Linked DNA regions of Homo sapiens: region 1 is linked to region 2. The links are chromatin contacts, found by Hi-C or POLR2A ChIA-PET in ENCODE. All regions are on one chromosome and are shown on one strand. The core of a region is the stretch at or near the end of the contact, and the rest is flanking DNA. Distances in the headings are between cores, read along the strand shown.

What was found. A loop is a pair of places that touch in the nucleus more often than their neighbours do. ChIA-PET counts read pairs that join two places held with the same protein, here RNA polymerase II (POLR2A).
Region 1: a loop to region 2 is called in a map of natural killer cell, with 3 times the contacts of the local background. The contact joins two enhancer-like sites. A Hi-C loop is called at or near these places in 2 of 168 maps with a recorded cell type or tissue (endothelial cell of hepatic sinusoid and natural killer cell). POLR2A ChIA-PET finds 5 or more read pairs at or near these places in 3 of 52 experiments (activated CD4-positive, alpha-beta T cell, activated CD4-positive, alpha-beta memory T cell and activated naive CD8-positive, alpha-beta T cell).

What each region holds. Positions count from the first base shown.
Region 1 is chr2:234,076,334-234,080,072 of GRCh38, forward strand. It overlaps SPP2 (secreted phosphoprotein 2), which reads left to right. Exons shown (of 8, transcript NM_006944.3): 8 at 512-801. Among named protein-coding and RNA genes, the nearest start is that of SPP2, 28 kb to the left of the region's middle. Within about 2 kb of position 1,463, at least 2 of the 41 ENCODE cell types and tissues checked have a DNase peak (open chromatin) inside an H3K27ac peak, as active enhancers do; they include natural killer cell, where a contact is called at or near this core.
Region 2 is chr2:234,031,241-234,034,963 of GRCh38, forward strand. No RefSeq gene overlaps it. Among named protein-coding and RNA genes, the nearest start is that of SPP2, 18 kb to the right of the region's middle. Within about 2 kb of position 1,396, at least 2 of the 41 ENCODE cell types and tissues checked have a DNase peak (open chromatin) inside an H3K27ac peak, as active enhancers do; they include natural killer cell, where a contact is called at or near this core.

The DNA of each region.
Region 1 (3,739 bases), core at 213-2,712, 45 kb after region 2:
CCCCGCCCCATCTTATCCTCCGAGTTCAGCTTACATGCCCTCTTCAGGAACCCTTTTCCTCGGGTTTCCTGCACATAGGCGTCTCTGGAATTGGCATTTATCAAGCTGTACTCTAACTACTTCCACCCCCTTCACTAGGTTGTGGGAGGTTTTTGAGGTCAAAACTATGCCTCATTGATCTTTGTAACCCCCAGCAAATGCTCAGTGCATACATGTTTATTGAACAGATGAACTGATAAATGGATGAATGGCTGGATGGCGTATCCTGATCTCCAGCCCCACACCCGCACACGGTGGCAGCTGTGGCCAACCTACTCTTTTGCTTTTGCTTGGTTCCTTCCTTCCTTACCTCACACCACAAACACCTTCATAGACCTGCCTGGGGCCCAACACCTGGCTGCAGCCTCTGCTTGGGGTCTCTTTGATTCTTCCCTTTATGAGAGATTTGAGCTTCCTTTCTGGGGTTGTGTATCTGCTCCCCAGACCCAGTTACCTGTTCTTCCTCCTGCAGGTGTCCCTCGCCCTTTTGGTTTGTTCAAGGAGCTGCTGCTTTGCATAGCTGCTCTAGTGTCTGGTATCATCGGATCTGGTTTTGAATAATTCCCAGGAGTCCTGGGTCCCTGGCCTCCAAAGCTGGAATGTGAACGCATGCCACGGTGGTCTGACCCTCACACTCCTTTTCTCTTAACAGCAAAATGCAATGGAAGGAAGAAAAGTTCCAACAAAGAATGATTTTGTGAATTCTGTGATTTTTCTTCTGATCAGTTTCAATCTGTAATAAATGCCTTATTTTTCCTGTAAGACTTTTTCTTTCGTTGCCTGGTTGTTGTTGTTGTTGTTGTTGTTTTTAAAGTAACATTAACTATGAAATTTTTTGATGAGAAACTAATAAGATTGGTGTTAGCTAAGGATTTTAGGAGTTGAGGACTCTCAAAGTGACTGGCGTATTTCAGGTCAATTTAAAATGGTTGTAAATTTCTTGTTGTTAGAAAAGCAAGCAGTTCAGTGTCAGAAGAGCTCTGTTTTTCTCTTTATGTCTAATTTTTGTTTCTTTGTTTGTTTTCTTGAGACGGAGTCTCGCTCTGTCACTCAGGCTGGAGTGCAATGGTGCAATCTCGGCTCACTGCAAGCTCTGCCTCCCAGGTTCATGCCATTCTCCTGCCTCAGCCTCCCGAGTAGCTGGGACTACAGGCGTGTGCCACCACACCTGCCTAATTTTTTTGTATTTTCAGTAGAGACAGGGTTTTACCGTGTTAGCCAGGATGGTCTCGATCTCCTGACCTCGTGATCCGCCCTCCCAAAGTGCTGGGATTACAGGTGTGAGCCACCGCACCCGGCCTATTTCTGATTTTAATTTTGAAAAATCATCCATGGAGCTCAGGGGACTTTCAGGACAGTGAAACTGCTCTGTATGATACTGAAATGGGAGATGCATGACATTATGCACTGTGAAAACCCGGAGGATGTGTGACACAGAGCGCACACCCTAATACTCCACACTCGTGCGAGATGTTAATGGTAGAGGAAATTCTGTGGGGTGAGGTTTAGGGTGGGGGAAGGAGCTATCTGAGAACTCACTGTATTTTCTGCTCAACTTTTTAAGAAACCTAACACTGGTCTAAAAAATAAAGTTTATTAGTAAAAGAATTATCTGGTGGCTAAGGAGTAAGAGGTATCACAGTCATCAGTGTCCCCATAAAATACCCTTGTTGCTGCTTTTCCTCCAGGTTTCGCAGTCTAGGGAATCTATAGCAAAGCGAGCTTTCTATCAAAGCAGGTATTGCCAGGAAGAGATCCAGAGGACTGGGGCTTCTGTTCCCCAAGCCACTTAGAAATGTGCTCCAAATTGGTTCCGTTCCTGGAGCCGGGTCTGCTTTGGGGTTGATTGAGCAGTGAAAGAATTTGAGGATGTGAGAATCTCCCAAACTAATCACAGTCTCCTGCTGGGGACTGAAACCCACATGCATTACCATGGCAGTGTCTGAAGACATCATGAACCCTTGAAAACTATTTCCTGGATGAATATTACACTAAGTCATTATCAGTCATTTGTGCCTGGGTGTAGATGTGACTATTTAATTCTGCTCCATAGCAAACTGCTTTACTTGTTACAGCTTTTAAATGTCTGATAAAGCTAGTCCCTATCTCACTCTGATTCTTCTATAATTTTTCCAGAACTTTCCTGAATATTTTCATATGCTTATTTTATTTCAACTGTAGGATCAGCTTGTCAGGTTATGAAGAAAACTCTGATAGCATTTCAAATCAAATTAATTACATCAAATTTACAAATTAAGTTAGAAAAACATGACATTTTTGGATTTTTGAGTTTTGCTCCATAAGACTGAAATATACATTTCCATGTACTAAAGTCTTCCTTTATGCCCCTCTGGAGTTTAAGAATTTTCTCATATGTGTTCTGCATATTTCCCTTAAGATTTATTTATTGCTATAATTCTTTTCATTGTTATTATAAGTGGGATCTTTTGTCATTATATTTCATAATATAAAATTGACTAACTTATATTAGGATTTTGGCCTCTCTTCCTGCTGACTTTTCGTAGTGTTAATAATAGATTTTCAGCTGACACTCTTGAATATTCCATGTATTACAACCATAACTTTTTCAAATAATATTAATTTTGCCTTCTTTTCATTTTTTTAAACTTTATTTCTTTCTTTTTCCTATTTCTTTGATGAGTCTATTCCAACAGGACTAAATTACAGGGTGATGATAGACTCCTCTGTGTCCCGTTCCATTCTAAGAAGCATTTTAGTGTTTCACCGTGGACAATGCTGACTTCTGTTTTGGTGTACGAGGGTCTATATTTTTAAGCACATTAAAGTTGCATCTGTTCTTCCACTATTAAGAGCTTACAACATAAATGTATATTGAACTTTATTAAATGTCTTGAAATTATCTCATTTTGTTCTTCTTTGATTAAAAAAAGTAGAATGAATTGTTAACAAATCATCTTATTAAACCATCTTTGCTTTCTTGGGACAACCCCACTTGGTCATGGTTTACTACTCTGTAAATACGCCACTGTTTCATTCAGGTTGTTTATATTAAGCTCCCTAAGTGAGAACTGACTGTAGTTTATTCTATGCCGTCTTTGTTTGGTTTTGGTGTCCGGGTTGTGAAGTCCCTTCCATCTCTGTAGTCTCTCCACGGCATCGCCTCCTGTCCCTAAAACCTCCAACACTCTGGTCTAGTAAAGGACCCATCTTTATTATTTTATATATATATATATATATATATTTACATATATATATTTTATTATACTTTAAGTTCTAGGGTACATGTGCACAACATGCAGGTTTGCTACATATGTATACAGGTGCCATGTTGGTGTGCTAAACCCATTAACTCATCATTTACATTAGGTATATCTCCTAATGCTATCCCTCCCCCCTCCCCCCACCCCACAACCCTTTCCTGTGTCCAAGTGTTCTCACTGTTCAATGCCCACCTATGAGTGAGAACATGTGGTGTTTGGTTTTTTGTCCTTGTGATAGTTTGCTGAGAATGATGGTTTCCAGCTTCATCCATGTCCCTACAAAGGACATGAACTCATCATTTTTTATGGCTGCATAGTATTCCATGGTGTATATGTGACACATTTTCTTAATCCGGTCTATCATTGTTGGACATTTGGGTTGGTTCCAAGTCTTTGCTATTGTGAATAGAGCCGCAATAAACATACGTGTGCATGTGTCTTTATAGCAGCATGATTTA
Region 2 (3,723 bases), core at 146-2,645:
CCACCACTAACCCTGCAATCTGGGCACCATATTCCTGTCTGCAAAAAGGGAGTCACATTTGGTTTCTCCTGCTGGGTTACCGTGGGGATGTGAGTGCTCAGCATAGTCCTTAGCCCATGAAAACTATCCAAGTGGTTGCATCAAAATTGGGGAATACTTTGGAAATTATTCATCTCATTTCTTTTTTGTCTCTTTGAGAACATGACATCACCTCTAGTTGGCCCAGGACCTCCATCTGCCTGAGGGTGGGAGAATGGAGCAGAGATTAGAAGTGTCTCAAAGTCACACAGGGAGGCCAACATAATTTTCAGTTTCTAACGTGCAAAATAGGATTAGGCAGCAGGAGGTTAGCTTTGAAATACAGAATATTCTCTTGAGGTGAAATTACAAGTTTTTTTATTTCCCTGTCTTGAGTATTCTCCCACCAACACCTTCGTGACAGTCTTCAGAAGAAAGATAAAGGCAATTGAGTGCATCTGATGAGAAGAAGCAAGGCAGTCATCATTATTTACATCTACGTGAGACAAATAAAAAGAGTTTAATGATTTCAGTCACTAAGGGCTAGGGGCCTCATTCAGAAGACAGTGGTTTTTGACCCCAAGACCTGCCCTTGTCACTATATTTTTCAATAGCACATGTTTGGAAAATGACTGCTTTAAAAATGTATATATCCTCCCAGGTTGAAAATAACTTCATGCTTCTTAGTAATTTTGGAGAGGTACAAAGCAATCCCAATAATTTGAAAGCATCACAGACTCTTTTAGAGAAGTTTTTGGAGTGCTTTCAATGGTTGAGCCCATAAACATGTCCACTGATTTACATTTTAAAAATGAAAGAGTGTTGTATTAAAATATTTGGATTCTGGTCACATAGTAAGGCTATTGTGCTTCCAGGGGTTAGCACAGGATCAGACTTGGTTACTGGAAGTATCAAAATTTGCAAATTATCCTTCAAATGAAAATTATTCAGTTCTTCAGGTTTTTTGCTTATGACTGGTGCATGTTTGCTGGTTGTGAAAGTGGAAACAGATACAGGATTTGCTCCCAGTCTGAGCATCTGGAGTTGAGTGGCAGGGAAGCTAATAAGGCATCTCACTGCATTCTTCCCTTTTCTTCCTGGATGGATGACATGTGTTAATGTTCATGTAAATCCTTGCCCCACTTCACTCTAAGAGCTGAAGCAACCACTTAAAAGTCTTTTGTCTGTTTGTTTTTCTTTTTTCTTTTCCTATTTCTAAGTAATAGACTCATACTGCTAGTTTTGATTGTTTAGCATTTGTGACTTCCTATGGTGAAAGAATAAAGACTTAGTCATTTCATGCCCTGTTCCCAACCCCACCTTCATCCTCCCAAGAGAGTCATATTATAGTTTTTGTTATTGTTCAGTGTTTGTATTATCATGACCAGAAGTATTTTTCACAGCAATACCGCATTTCCTTTTGTGGTTGTCATTAGTGCTCACTGACAGATATTTTGTTCTTAACTTTTAAGGTACATAGCAGGACTTGCTTTCCTGCTCCCTTTGAATTAGGTAAAGTCATGTGACTAGGTCTAGCCAATGAGCTCCAGGCCAGAGCATGTAATTACTGGTGTGAAACTTACCAGAGCTCTCTTTCTGTCTGGTATTGCTAACTACCAATATTCAAGAAATTTATGAGTGATGCTAGCATAATGGTGGATTGGAAGATCCAGACCCTCCTTTTACCCATGCACACACTGATTTAATAATAATACATGGGGCAACTTCCTTTCTGAGAAGCCCAGAAACAAATAACAAGAAGTTCCTGCATCTGAGATGGGCATGAGACCAGCTGCATAAAAGTCAGTAGGAACATTCAGGGCACTTTTCTTGGCCTTGTTCTTCCCTTCAGTACAGCACAAAACAAATGGGTAAAAAAACCCAAAACTCCTGGCTTCTTCCTTAGGAGGTAAGGAATTGAAGCGTGTGTCTAAAGGTCCAGCTTTCTGAGTGGCTGCCTGAGGGACTGGTTTCTGTTTGCCTGAATGTAAGCACTGGCAGGAAGAAGCACGAGGCTGGTAGGGACACTGAAAATAAAGGCAACAGTTTGGACTAGTATATACTCATTTACAATAGCCCCTCCTCCTGGCTCAGCAGAGAATGAGTGGGTGAAAACTCTCAAATGGTAATTTCTCCCTGGGGAAAGAAATTGTTGGAGCACGGCATTTTGCAGAGCTGCCTGAAGTACTGATTTCTGTCTCATCCAATTCAGGGTGCTGATGGGACCTAACATACTCTAGATTCCTGGTGACTACTGAAAAAAAAAAAAGCTGGAGCACATGCTGCTGCTACAGAAGACCCAGAGTACAGCAGGTAGACACCAGAGGAAGTAAGAGATTATGAGCATATGAAGATAGAAACAAGCAAATTCTTCTAATTAGAAATTTACACACACTCGCCAAGAGAAAATACATCCATAGAAAATTTGAGAGACCTCCAGATTTTCTACCTGTGCTAATTGGCGAAGGTCTTTCCCTGCATGAAGCCAGTCTGTGAATAATGGGAAAGGTGCCTGTTCCTTTGGATTTGCAGATATCAACTCCAAGCTACAGAAACATAAAGAAACTGGAAAATATAGCCTAATCAAAGAAACAGAATAAATCTACAGAAATTGGCCCTAAATAAGTGTAGGTATACAAAACACCAAACAAAGAATTCAAAATAACCATCATAATAATATTCAGTGAGCTCAAGAAAACAGTGTTTGAACAAAATTTGGATCTCAACAAATAAATAAAAAATATGAGAAACAAACAGAAATTTTGGAGCTAAAGAATGTAAGTGAACTAAAAAATTCATTAGAGAAGTTCAACAGTAGACGTCATCAAGCCGAAGAATAAGCTAACTCAAAGACAGATCATTTGAAATTACCCAGTCAGAGGAGCAAGAAGAAAAAAAGAATACAAAAGAGTAAAGAAAGTCTAAGGGACTTATGGAACACCATCAAGTAAACAAGGCTATGCATTATGTGAGTCTCAGAAGAGAAGGAAAAATGAGCACAAGGCTTATTTAAAAAAATAGTGGCCAGAACTTTTTAAAAATTGAGAAGGAAAAGGCACATCCAGATTTAAGAAGCCCAGTGGTCTCCAAATAGGATAAATTAAAAGAAGTCCATACAGAGTAATATAATAATCAAATGATCAAAAGTCAGAGACAAAGAGGGAGTTCTGAAGGCCTCAAGAGAATGCATAAAAGAAAACTCCATAAGATATCAGGGGATTGGGATGTACATTCAAAGTGCTGAAAGTAAAAATTTGCCAACTAAAAATACTATATCTGGCTTAATGGTTCTTCAAAAATGAAGGAAAGATAAAACTTTTCCAGATAAACAAAGCCAAGGGAGGCCATCACAACTAGACCAGCCTTACAAGAAATGATAAAGGAGGTCCTTCAAATTAAAATGAAAGATTGAATGGCAGCACAAAAGCATATGAAAGTATAAAGTTTGCTGATAAAATTGAATATATAGATAAATACAGAATACTATGATACTGCAATGATGGTGCATAAATCATTTTAAATGCAGGTATAGGAGTTAAAACAAAGTATTCAAAATAACTATATAAAATATGTTAATGGATACAAAGTATAAAGAAATGTGACATCATCAACATAGAGTTTGAGGAGGACCTTCAAGATAGCCAACTGGCAGCATCTGACACTTGCCTCCTCCATGAAAAATCAAAATAACAAGTAGACAGTCAC